Linked DNA regions of Homo sapiens: region 1 is linked to region 2. Evidence: read pairs that join two places in POLR2A ChIA-PET (ENCODE). Cell type or tissue: MCF 10A. All regions are shown on one strand. Each heading gives the region's core, and the rest is flanking DNA. Links, peaks and the distances in the headings are about the cores only. Region 1 has its middle 24 kb from the start of LINC00933. Region 2 overlaps KLHL25 (kelch like family member 25).

What was found. ChIA-PET counts read pairs that join two places held together with the same protein. Peaks named below come from ENCODE experiments on the same cell type or tissue, not always from the same donor. Only the 100,000 strongest peaks of a DNase experiment are listed, where the experiment ranks them.
Region 1: POLR2A ChIA-PET joins it to region 2 with 5 read pairs; 2 of 35 experiments call an interaction of 5 or more read pairs at or near these places.

The regions. Positions count from the first base shown.
Region 1 is chr15:84,543,715-84,549,909 of GRCh38, forward strand. It overlaps the pseudogene UBE2Q2P1. Among named protein-coding and RNA genes, the nearest start is that of LINC00933, 24 kb to the right of the region's middle. In MCF 10A, for the core only: no CTCF peak of the experiment used is centred there; no DNase peak of the experiment used is centred there.
Region 2 is chr15:85,783,385-85,789,579 of GRCh38, forward strand. All of the region lies in intron 1 of KLHL25 (kelch like family member 25), which reads right to left. Among named protein-coding and RNA genes, the nearest start is that of KLHL25, 8.4 kb to the right of the region's middle. RefSeq lists an enhancer at 5,465-6,149. In MCF 10A, for the core only: no CTCF peak of the experiment used is centred there; DNase peaks (open chromatin) are centred at 2,377 and 2,907.

The sequences.
Region 1 (6,195 bases), core at 382-5,381, 1.2 Mb before region 2:
TATTTATCTCGATTTTTTTTCCCAAGCCAGCTAATTCACCGACTTCTAGACCAGACTACCGACTACCTTCACTCAAACTCTGCCCATGAGTCTGTACTTCATGGAGCTCCCTTCTCCCTGTGTGCACCTTTCAGCCCTGATCTTCTATCCACATTTGTTTTCCCCACAATGCTCACAAATGCCTTTGGCCTGTATTTCCACCTGTACCTTCAACCTCAGTCATGTTCCCATCCACAAAACTTCTCCACCTAAGTATTAATCAGCACATCCCAAACAGAATTCAACATATCTTTCTAAAACAATATTCTCAGCACACGATTCCCTGCTTAAGGCCTTCTTATCAACAAACACACCAAATAGAAACATGCCTGTCTCAAATTCAAGACTTCTGTCCATCTGTCTTTTCTGGACAATCTTGCTTTCCATGACTTCAACACATCAACCTTCCTTCTCAAAAGAAAAGCATCCAGTGCACCCAAACACACCATGTCCAAAGTTGCTCTGGGCCTGTTCCCACATTATTTTAGGAGCCTAGAATATCTGCTTTTCACCTGTCCTAATCTGACAACTCCAAAGTCCAGTCTCCTACCTTTCTAGATTTCCCTCAAAGTTGCGGTCCCTTGTTTTTTATCTTGTGAAGGGAAAATGAAAGGGTTCATGAACTTTAGTACAATGGCTGCCTGACCTATGGAAAAGGTTTAATGTTTTCATGCAGTTTATTCCACCTAAGCTAAACTGCATAAAAACATTAAAACAGACTTTCATTCTAATTGGACAATTTTAAGAAGTATTTTACTCCCAGACTCATAAAACAAGCCTACAGCCAGGCACAGTGGCACACACCTGTAATCCCAGCACTTTGGGAGGCTGAGGTGGTGGATCACTTGAGGTCAGGAGTTCAAGACCAGCCTGGGCAACAGAGTGAGACTCAAACGCTAAAATAAAAAATAAAAATAAAATAAAATAAAATAAAATAAAATAAAAATTAGCTGGACGTGGGGCACCGGCCTGTAGTCCCAGCTACTCAGGAGGATCGCTTGAACCCAGGAGTTCAAGGTTACAGTGAGCCATGCCGGCGCTACTGCACTCCAGCCTGGGTGACAGTGAAACCCTGTCTCAAAAAACAAACAAAAGCAAGCCTACAACACTACTTTTTTAGTTCTGAAGCACTCTAAAGTACATTTTAGATTAATAATTTCCAAACCAAGAAAATGAAAGCCTAAATTAATTATAAGACCTCAAACAGAAAAAAATCTTTTAAAACAATCAATACCATGGAATTCACATACATTCTATTTGGTCAATGCAGAGACATAGATCTTTGTTCTGAAGTTCAAATTTAAATGCAAGGCTTCAGAGCCAGAAAACATCTAAAATTATACCCATGACTGACAACTGGCCTAGGCTCAATGTCTTTGGAATTTGCTCTACTAAATTTGCTACTGTTTGAATGTATTCCCTCCAAAATTCAACTGTTGCCAATGTGATGATATTAAGAGGTAGGACTTTTAAGAGGTGATTAGGCCAAGAGGGCTCCTTTCTCCTTCATGGGATTAAGGCCCTTATGAATGAGGCTTCACACATTGGACCAGCTTGCTCTCCTGCCCTTCTGCCTGCTACCATGTGAGGATAAAACAAGAAGGTCCTGAGACACCAAATGTTGATATTTTCATCTTGGATTTCCCAGACTCCAGAACTGTCAGAAAATAAATGACTGCTCTTCATAAATTACTCACTCTCTGTTATTCTGTCACAATACTATAAAACAGACTAAGACAAATTTCTTTGAATGATTTTTCAGCAAGAGACAGTTTCACTACTTCTGACAGGTAGTCTCTAAAATATTCTGAAATTCTCCTTTTATGCAAACATAAAATTTTTTAAACTCAGTAGTTTCTCTTCCAAAAAATAACCAAATACAGGTTAAGTACTGATTAGTATTAAATATAATTTTAGTGTTAAAACTTAAGAGCTTTTGTTTTCCAGAAAATAAAATCCAAGAATTCAGATAAAACAATTTGCTCAAAGGCATATCATGAGTTAGAGGTAAAGCCAGAATTTATAAATTACATTCCATTCCAAATACGATGTGCTTTCAATTATTCCATATTAATAGTTCTTTATAAAGGAGATTAGAGAATTACTCAAATGTCCAAAACAGAAGATATTTATGATATATATATATATATATTTTTTGAGACAGAGTCTTGCTCGTCACTCAGGCAGGAGTGCAGTGGCACGACCTTGGCTCACTGCAACCTCCACCTCCCGGATTCAAGCAATTCTCCTGCCTCAGCCTCCTGAGTAGCTGAGATTACATGTGCCTACCACCATGCCCGGCTAATTTTTGTACTTTTAGTAGAGACAGAGTTTCGCCATGTTGGCCAGGCTGGTCTCAAACTCCTGTCCTCAGGTGATCCACCCGCCATGGCCTCCCATAGTGCTGGGGTTACAGGCATGAGTCACCTCACCTGGCCAAAATGTTATTCTTATATAAAATACCCACTTCATCCATCTCTTCTTCTTCCTCTTCTTTTGAAGTCACTTCTTCTGTTGTCCCATTCTGAAATAGAGAAAGAATCTGCCAGAACTACACAGAACAAATATGCACCTTAGAAGACTGGTGTCATAGCTTTAGTGACAAACTCCCAACCATCTGTCACTGCAGTCCCACTACCAGAGAGCTTATTAAAGTTAAAATGTGCATTTTTAAATCCAACTTTGATTTGACAAACAACAGTTCTCAGCTTTTAAAAATGAAACAATTTTGAACAATTCAACTTAATGAATGCCTTAGGAATAAAGAAAAGCAATCAGTCAAATATAAAGCAAAACTGAAAAAAATTTTAAAACATAATCTAATTTAAAATAAGAAAACATTTTATTTGTACGGCTATGTGCATAAGATCAAAGGATTATTTTGTTTAAAATAAATACACCAAACTATCAATTCCTCAAAACAGCTACATTTTTAACTTTGAAAAGCCTGAATCATTACATAAATTCAATTTCCTTACATTTTAAGAGGTCAGATGTGTTACTTATAATAGACACTTCCCAAAACTAAGAGTATGAATTGATTACCACCTCACTATAAAGCAAATTGTCTTTTTAAAAACATGTAATTTACTATCAAATATCTCTCTACAAGACACAATTTACCAATTAACACAAATTACAATTATCAAGTTCAGAAATTAATCTAATGAATTTTTAGGAGGGGCCTTCGTACCCAGTTTGGGCAAAGGTCAAAAGGCAAGCTTCCTGGCCAGGACACAGTATATAAATACATCTTTAACCATAAAGGCCAGTTCAGGTTAGAACCCAGAATATGTAAAAGATCAAGAAACTAGGATCCAGAAATGAAGACCAACAAAGGTCTCAGCAGTATCTAAGCAGCAGCTTCCAAAATGTAATTCACCCCTTCTTCATTTCCCTAAATTCTTATATTCCAAAGCCAATTATTCTGGGTATCTAAAGAATATATACCTAGCCTCAAAGTCCCAAAGAATTTGGTTGCATCAGTGGTTGAAAGAGCATTTTTGCAGAAGAATCTGTTTTGCAAAAGCTCTCTGAGGTGATTCTCACATGCATCTGGGTCTGTCACCACTAGCCCAGTTACTAGCCTTAATTTTACACGAGATAGCTGAGCCCCTACCCCATCAAAAAGGGGAAGTAATTTAATCAAAACAAAAAGTGAGTTAGGGCTGTGAAATCCTAAGATTAATTTCATTTCAAGATGTGACCTGGTCCTCTTTCTAAAACCCCACTGAAATGACAGAACTTTATAAAAGAGAGTAAGTCGGCTGCAGCAGCAGCAAAACAACAAATACAAAAAGAATACCCTTAGTGAACCAAAACTATAAGGACATGCTAGAAGATACAAAGCAGATGAAATCAGACTGCTGGGCGCGAGAAAGCCACAAACACAATCCAAATAATGGAGGGGCCACTTCTGTTTGAAGGATCAAACATTCTTCACTGTACTGTCCCAACTATAGTTGGTAAGGATCACTCTGGTAATAGGAAGCCTGTCTTGATGGTCTCTCACTATCAGTGTCAAAACCAGAGAGAAAAGACAGAATGCTTTTTCAATGTAACTCAATGCAGCATCAAAATCTTATAACAGGCTCTGCCTCTTCCTTTAAGCTCAAAATCTGGAAAGCTCACCAACCAGCACCTCCCCACCCTCATGCCACAGGAAGAGCACAGGTCTGCCAACAAGGAGGGGGAGGCCACAGCAGAAAAGAGTGACAATTCTGAAGACACTCATAACAACTCATACTGATCAAAGGTATACCTCACCTATAAATGAACAGATAACCATGTATCATCAGAGAGTTGAAGAAAATTAGCAACCTGAAAGGAAGGTGCCAAGTCAAAGAAGCACGAATGACCTGAAGCACTGCTAATGAAGGAAATAAGCAGAATTTTAAAACCTAATTGGAATCTTTAGCAGTAATTGAGAAGATACTGTATCCACAAAATACAAAACAGATTACTATGCAAAAGACAATTCTAGGAGGTAAAAATAAGACCTCTAAACCAAAAAAGAAAACAAAACAAAACACCAGTTGCAGAAGGGCCAGGACACAATGGACATGACTCAGCAAAACATTAAGGTGGCTCACATCTGTAATCCCAGCACTTTGAGAGATCAAGGCAGGCAGATCACAAGGTCAGCAGATCGAGACCATCCTGGCTAACATGGTGAAACCCTATCTCTACTAATAATACAAAATTTAGCTGGGCATGGTGGTACATGCCTGTAGTCCCAGCTACTCAGGAGGCTGAGGCAGGAGTATCATTTGAACCTGAGAGGTGAAGGTTGCAGTGATCCAAGATAGCACCACTGCACTCCAGCCTGGGTGACAGAGTGAGACTCTGTTTCAAAAAAAAAAAAAAAAGTAAAACCCCCACACTTTACAGTTACACAGAAAATCATACTAACTATCAGAAAGAACTAAGAATCAGATAGGCATCAGACTTTTCATCTACAACAATATCAGAACATAAAAGTATAAAGACCTGGAAAGAAACTCAATTATGATCTCAGAATTCTATATCTAGCTCCCTCAAGACAGGAAGCATATCTGTGTATGTTTGCCTCTGGATTCTCCACACCGATATGGATGGAGTACTTTATACAGAGTCAAATATTTGTTGAACAAATGATAACAGACAGCAAGTGCACAGAACACACTCCATACACATCCCCACAAACCCTTTCTAGGAAAAAAAAAACCCAGGATATTATTCAGGGATATACTTGAGGGGCAGGGAGCAGGAGACATAATACAAGAAGAGCAATAAGCAAAGGCAACAGTAACACCAATAGTGAAGTCTAAATGATTGCTGAAAATCTCACTGAAAGGTCACAGGCCATATTCTCTGACCATATTGATGCACTAAAAATACCTCAAAAGCCACCTGAAAATGCTTTTTAAATTTTTTTGTTCTAGATAACTCTTGGGTAAAAGAAGAAATTGATCCTCATGCCTCAGTCATCCAACTCCTAAGTATGAGCCCCAGAGAAATGCTGGCACAAGGGTACCATGAAATACAGACAAGAATGACCATAGCAGCAATCGCTGTTCCTAATAACACTGGAAACCACCCACATGTCTGTATCTAGTCAAGGGGATAAATGGTATGGTGTATTCAAACAATGGAGTAAATACAGCAATGCAAAAGAACTATAGCTACACACAATAGGAACAAATTTCACACACAACGTTGAGCACAACAAAGATATGAAAAAATACATATACTATGATTTTCAAAAGCCCAAATAATAGGCAACACTACACTGTATTGTTGAAGGATGCATATATGAGTGATAACACTAGAGAAACATAAGGCAAGATGAGCGTACAGAGGCATGGTGATCAGGAAGCAGCCTGCAGAAGGTTTCTGTAGTGCAAGCAATGTGCCTTCTCTTCACCTTGGTGCTGGCTAGGTATTAGTTCCCAAGTACTCGCTCTAACTATATGTTACACTAAGCTTATGTTTTACATAATTTCAATACATGTCTTTTTTTTTTTTTTTTTTTTTTTGAGGTGGAATTTCACTCTTGTTGCCCAGGCTGGAGTGCAGTGGCGTGATCTCAGCTCACTGCAACCTCTGTCTCCTGGGTTCAAGCGATTCTCCTGCCTCAGCCTCCCAAGTAGCTGGGATTACAGGCATGCACCACCA
Region 2 (6,195 bases), core at 459-5,458:
TGCCCAGCCATATTTAAACATCTTAGGCCAGGAGTGATGGTTCATGCCTATAATCACAGCACTTTGGGAGGCTGAGGTGGGCGGATCACCTGAGGTCAGGAATTCAAGACTAGCCTGGTCAACATGGTGAAACCCCCTCTCTACTAAAAATAGAAAAATTAGACAGGCTTGGTGGCAGGCATCTGTAATCCCAGCTACTCAGGAGGCTGAGACAGGACTATCGCTTGAACCCAGGAGGTGCAGCTTGCAGTGAGCTGAGATCGCACCACTGCACTCCAGCCTGGGTGACAGAGCAAGACTCCACCTCAATAAAAAAAAAAAAAAAAAAGAATTTTAAATGCTAGATGGGAAAAAGCAAACCTTAACTCTTTTCTGGATGGTGTTCCATAAATCATACAAAGCGAATTGCAGATACCGACCTTGGGCAGCCTACCAGGAAGGTTAGATGCTAAGAGTCCCTGGTTTCAAATCCCAGCACTGCCATTGCTACCTGTAAAACTGGTCCAAGATACTGAAATTCTCTGAGACTCAGTTTTCTCATCTGAAAAACAGGGGTGACAATAACTGTCCTGACCTCGAGGTACCATCCTCAGAATTAAGAGAGAATACACGTAAAGAGTGTAGCATGGTGGGACACAAATTTTGCTTGATTCATGACAGCTGCTGTTATTAATCATATTGTTATTGATGCAGGTCCATGGATGTCGACCTGATTCCTGTGATCATGACAGAGATTTTCAAATCTAATTAATGTGTGCTACATAGGTAATTAATGGTGTTACTGATCAATTGGTTGACCTTAAAGAAGGGAGATTATCTGGGTGAGCCTGATCTAGTCAATAAGCCCCTTAAAAGCAGAGTTGGCTGGGCACGGTGGCTCATGCCTGTAATCCCTGCACTTTGGGAGGCCAAGGCAGGCGGATCACCGGAGGTCAGGAGTTCGAGACCAGCCTGGCCAACATGATGAAACCCCGGTATCTACTAAAAATATAAAAAATTAGCCAGGCTTGGTGGCACACACCTGTAATCCCAGCTACTCAGGAGGCTGAGGCAGAAGAATTGCTTGAACCTGGGAGGCAGAGGTTGCAGTGAGCTGACGTTGCTCTACTGCACTCAGCCCAGGCAACAACAGCGAAACTCCATCTCAAAAAAAATAAAAAAATAAAAAAAAAAGCAGAGTTTTCTCCAGCTGGTCCCAAAAGTAAAAGAGTCGGAGATTCAAAGCAAGAAAGGATGTGACACATCACTGCAGGTTTGAAGATGGAGGGCATTGAGACTAGAACCCGGCTGCAGCCAGCAAGGAAATGGGGACTGACCTCAGTCCTACGACCATAAGGAACTCGATTCTGCCAAAAACCTGAGCCTGGAAGCAGATTCTTCACCAGAGCCTCAAGAGCCCAGTACAGCTGCACCTTGATTTTGGACTTGTGAGACCCTAAGTAGAGAACCCAGTCAGGCCAGCCCAGACTTCCAGCCTACAGAACTGTGCATTAATCAATAGGAACTGATTAAGCCACTAAGCCTGTGATGATGTGTTATGCTGTAACAGAAACCAATATAAGCCCCACCTGGCCTCTAGTCATAATGTATAGACATTAAAAACACACCAGGTAATTATCCAAAAGGAGCAGAAGACAACTCACGCTTTCTGCATTTTCAATTCCTGGACATGTGATGCTAGAGAGCAGAGACTGATGTATTTCTTTTTTCTTTTTTTTTTTTTTTCTGAGACAGTGTCTCTCTCTGTCACCCAGGTTGGAGTGCAGTGGTGTGATCTCGGCTCACTGCCAGCTCCGCCTCCCGGGTTCACACCATTCTCCTGCCTCAGCCTCCTGAGTAGCTGGAACTACAGGCGCCCACCACGACGTCCGGCTAATGTTTTGTATTTTTAGTAGAGACGAGGTTTCACAATGTTAGCCAGGATGGTCTCGATCTCCTGACCTCGTGATCTGCCTGCCTCAGCCTCCCAAAGTGCTGGGATTACAGGCATGAGCCACCACGCCCGGCCAACTGATGTATTCCTATATCCTGGTCCTTAGCAGAGTGGGTAGTATAGAGCAGGTTCTCAATTTCATTTAACAAAGTTTCAACCTTCTGGGCAGTCAGAACTACATTGCTTACAGCTTTGGAGCTGCCCTGGCAGCCAGGTACAATTATCTGAGCAAAACCCAGCAAAGTCCTTTTTTTTTTTTTCCACCTAGAGGAAACTCCAGGCACAGGAAGTGGTTCAGACAAAGCCACCCAGCAACCAGGGTAGGTGTGTGTCCACATGCAAACGTGTCTTGCTTTGTACAACACAGCAAAGGACCATGTGCAGTGGCCCCTGCCTCAGCCCGCAGCAGCCTCCCACGGCTTAGCTAACCAGCCAAACCCTGGCATTTTGCTTGTAATTGTACCTCCCAGTAAAAAGTCCTGGTTGGAGTGGTAAAAATAGCAACTGCAACTTCCTGCAACACAGATATACCAGTTGATGCCTGAAAAGAAACCTGGTGATTCGACCTCACTCCAACTCAGCGAAATGCCTTCAAGCTGCGCTCACAATGGCAGTGGGACAGGAGCCCAGCAAAGGCAGCCGACCCACCCCCCCGCCCCAGGAGGACCCATGCAAAACCAGCTCTAGAGTGAGATGCTTCCCTTACTCTCTTAATGAAACACCCAACTCTCAGAATCAGGAGGTGTCTAATAAACGCAAAAACTGCTTTCAGCGAGGCCCCTCCCCTTTCCCTTCTCCTGCTCACTAGCTGCAGAGGTATAAAGGCAGAAGCCCTCCCTACCAAAGCCCTTTGAGGGTCCCATTGTCCCCTTGGTTACCCTCTCCCTTCCCCCTACCTACATCTGTCCCTGAGATTGTTCCAAGTAGGTCAGGCTGGCTGGGATCACAGGAGCCTCCTCTGAAGCTTGGTTCTGAGTCATCTCCAGGGCAGCAGGGGAGTCATGGCCAAACCTGGATGTTGCTTCCTGAAGGGTGGGGAGAGCCTGGCCAAAACGTCCCCAGGTACCCAGCAGTAATGAATTCCTCTGGGGCCCAGGCCATGGTCAGCAGTTCCCTGGCTCCTCTATCATGGGGCCCGATGCCTCCTGGGACCACACAGGCAAGTAAACAGGGTTTAGTCTGTGGTGGCCACTGCCCCTTTCTGGGCCTTTCTCTGGACCAGCTACGGAACTCTCTCTGTCCTCCTGGCTCATTTCTTTATTCCTGCAGACAGGTGACAGATCATTGACTAAGCCAGCCCTCTGAGAAGAGCTCTCAAGCCCAGCCAGATGGCTCTCAGCCAGGTAAGGCCCCGTGCATCTCTGGGACAATAGGCAGACACCTCCCACCTAAGGCCAGCTCCACTGCACAAGGGCAAAGTCACCCCAGCTCCTCCCCTGGATATGCTGGCTGTTTAGAAACACCTGAATTCACTCAAATGTTCCAGATATTTCCATTTCGCTAGTAAAAACCATGCCTCTTCATGTTTGCAGAGCTTTTCAGCATAAAATGAACTTTCAGGAATGTTTTCCCATGCAAAAAATACAGCAGCCTAGTGGGGGGCAGGGGCGGGCAGGGATTAAAGGGCTTCATTTCACAGATGAGTACCCAGCTGAGGTCAGGAGACCAATAAGAGGCAGAACCAGCACTCAATAAACTTTGATCTTCTGGAAAGACAAAAGTGGACTAGAATCAAAGGACAAAGCCTGAATAAACATTTTTTTTAATGGAACAATGAGATTCCACCCGCCCCCCCACCCCATCACATTAGCTAAAACTAAAAATGTGGATAACATCAAAAATTTGGGGGCTGGGCGCAGTGGCTCACGCCTGTAATCCCAGAACTTTGGGAGGCCGAGGCAGGTGGATCACCTGAGGTCAGGAGTTTGAGACCAGCCTGGCCAACATGGAGAAACCCAGTCTCTACTAAAAATACAAAATTAGCTGGGCGTGGTGGCGCTTGCCTGTAATCCCAGCTACTTGGGAGGCTGAGGCAGGAGAATCGCTTGAACCTGGGAGGCAGAGGTTGCTGTAACCTGAGATCATGCCATTGCACTCCAGCCTGGGTGACAAGAGCGAAACTCAGTCTCAAAAAAAAATTAGGTGAGTCTGTAGAGAAATGGGCATTCAGGCACTATTATTAGTGAAAGAGTAAACTGGGTAAATCTTTGCAAAGGGCATTTGGCTTTGACAATGAAAATTTAAAATAATCACACTTGCTCAGAAAGATGCATGATGAAGGACACACAAGATTTCATTGATCATACAGGGAAAATGAGGCATTACCTAAAGTCTCTCCTTAGGACACAATGAGAGGAAATGATGGTTTGGCTGCAGTGTGGAATATGACGACGCTGTGAAAAAGAGCTCCACCACACACTAAGTGGTATAAGTTGTAGAGTATTGAGTATGATTCAAATTATGTAAACACAAAATCTGCACATACAACGGAGGACTAGAAGGGTATGCACCCATCTGTGGACAGATACAAAGGAGGGGATGGACCCTCACACTGTGCTCCATCTTTTCCTATATTTTTCATTTATAAAGGAAATCCTAGCTGGGCGTGGTGGCTTGCGCCTGTAATCCCAGCTACTTGGGAGGCTGAGGCAGGAGAATTGCTTGAACCCGGGAAGCGGAGGTGAGCTGAGATCGCGCCACCGCACTGCGGCCTGGGCAATGAGAGGGAAACTAGATCTCAAAAAAAAAAAAAAAAAAAAAAGGAAATCCATTGATATATTATTTAAATCAGAGAAAAACAATAAAATGAAAGAGAACAATGTTATCCTCAGTCTCTCCCTGCACCAGAAGACTGCAGAATGTCAGGGTCTGGCACCTCTCTGTGCCTCATGATGTCTCTGTCCGCAGCCCACGCAGGCCCAGCCTTTGCACGAGCTGTGCTACCCACCTGGCAGGCCTTTCTCTGATCCTCCCACGGCTGGCTCAAATGTCACCACCCCAGAGAGGCCTTCCTTGACCCCTCTTCGGAGGGCATCCTCACTTGACCATCTTCCCACACCTCCCTGTCCACTTCCTCTGCAGCTGCATATTTTTGTCAGTCTGTTGTCTGCCTCCCTCAGCTGAATGTGGGATCAGGAGAGGGTCGGGGAGGACCTTGCCTTGTTCTCCACTGAATCCCAGAGCCCGGCAGAGAACAGATGGGGGAAAAAAATTCCCTGGACACATTTGAAATGAGGAAACCAACAGTCCACTTCCTCACCTCATCAATGAGGAAACTGAGGCAGATTCTCAACATGCCCACTATTGAGACCCTAGCGCTGTGCCATACCCGCCTGTCTGCCTCCCACATCAGACGCTGAGCTCCCAAGCAGGAGCTCTTTGAACCTGACTTTCTTTCCTCAGCTTCTAGTCCACGGCGAGCCATTCAGAAAACTAAATAAATGTTTGTTGCATGAACAAAGCTGGGTACCTTTCTCCCTCAGATTTCCAAGCCTGTGAACAACAAAAGCGTTCACAGGTTAAGGGACTTGCTGCCAAGGTCTCACAAGCCCAGCTGGCTAGGGTGCAGAACATGAACTCCGGACAATGGATGGAATCGCCATGGTTTTCTAGAAAAAGAGCTCCTCCATCTCTTGGCCCTCACTCCTCTCAGACAAATTGGCCTGGCCAACAGCAAACCTGGCTGGCAGCTTGTCCTGGAGTTTGAATGAGCACAGCTTCTCCTTATCTTAATTAGGAAATTAATTCTGCTCAGCCTAGATGGATCTGTGGTCAGCCTCTCCTTGGGGGCCCAATGGGAACAGGCAAAAAATGTAAGCAAGGCTTTTTTGTCTCCATCCTTTCCCTGCATCCTACTCCTCACCACTCGGCTGATGGTGGAAGGCTCCTCCTGGCAGAGATGGGTGGGGAGTGACACCTAAGGTGAATGTGGCCCTTGAGCTGGTGGCAGCAGGCACAGCGCTCCCATGGCCTGCTCAGCCCTGCTTCCCCGTGGGAGGAGCCATCCAACTGGTCTTGCAGGCTGGTGCTCAGTCGCCTCCTCCTGCCCTGCTGGGCTCCCTTGAGATCCCTTTTTTTTTTTTTGACAGAATTTTACTCTGTTGCCCAGGCTGCAGTGCCATGGCGCGATCTCGGCTTACTGCAACTTCTGCCTCCGGGGTTCAAGCGATTCTCCTGTCTCAGCCTCCCAAGTAGCTGGAATTATAGGCGCCTGCCACCATGTCCAGCTAATCTGCTGAAGATCTCCCTTGCTCCTCAAAGCT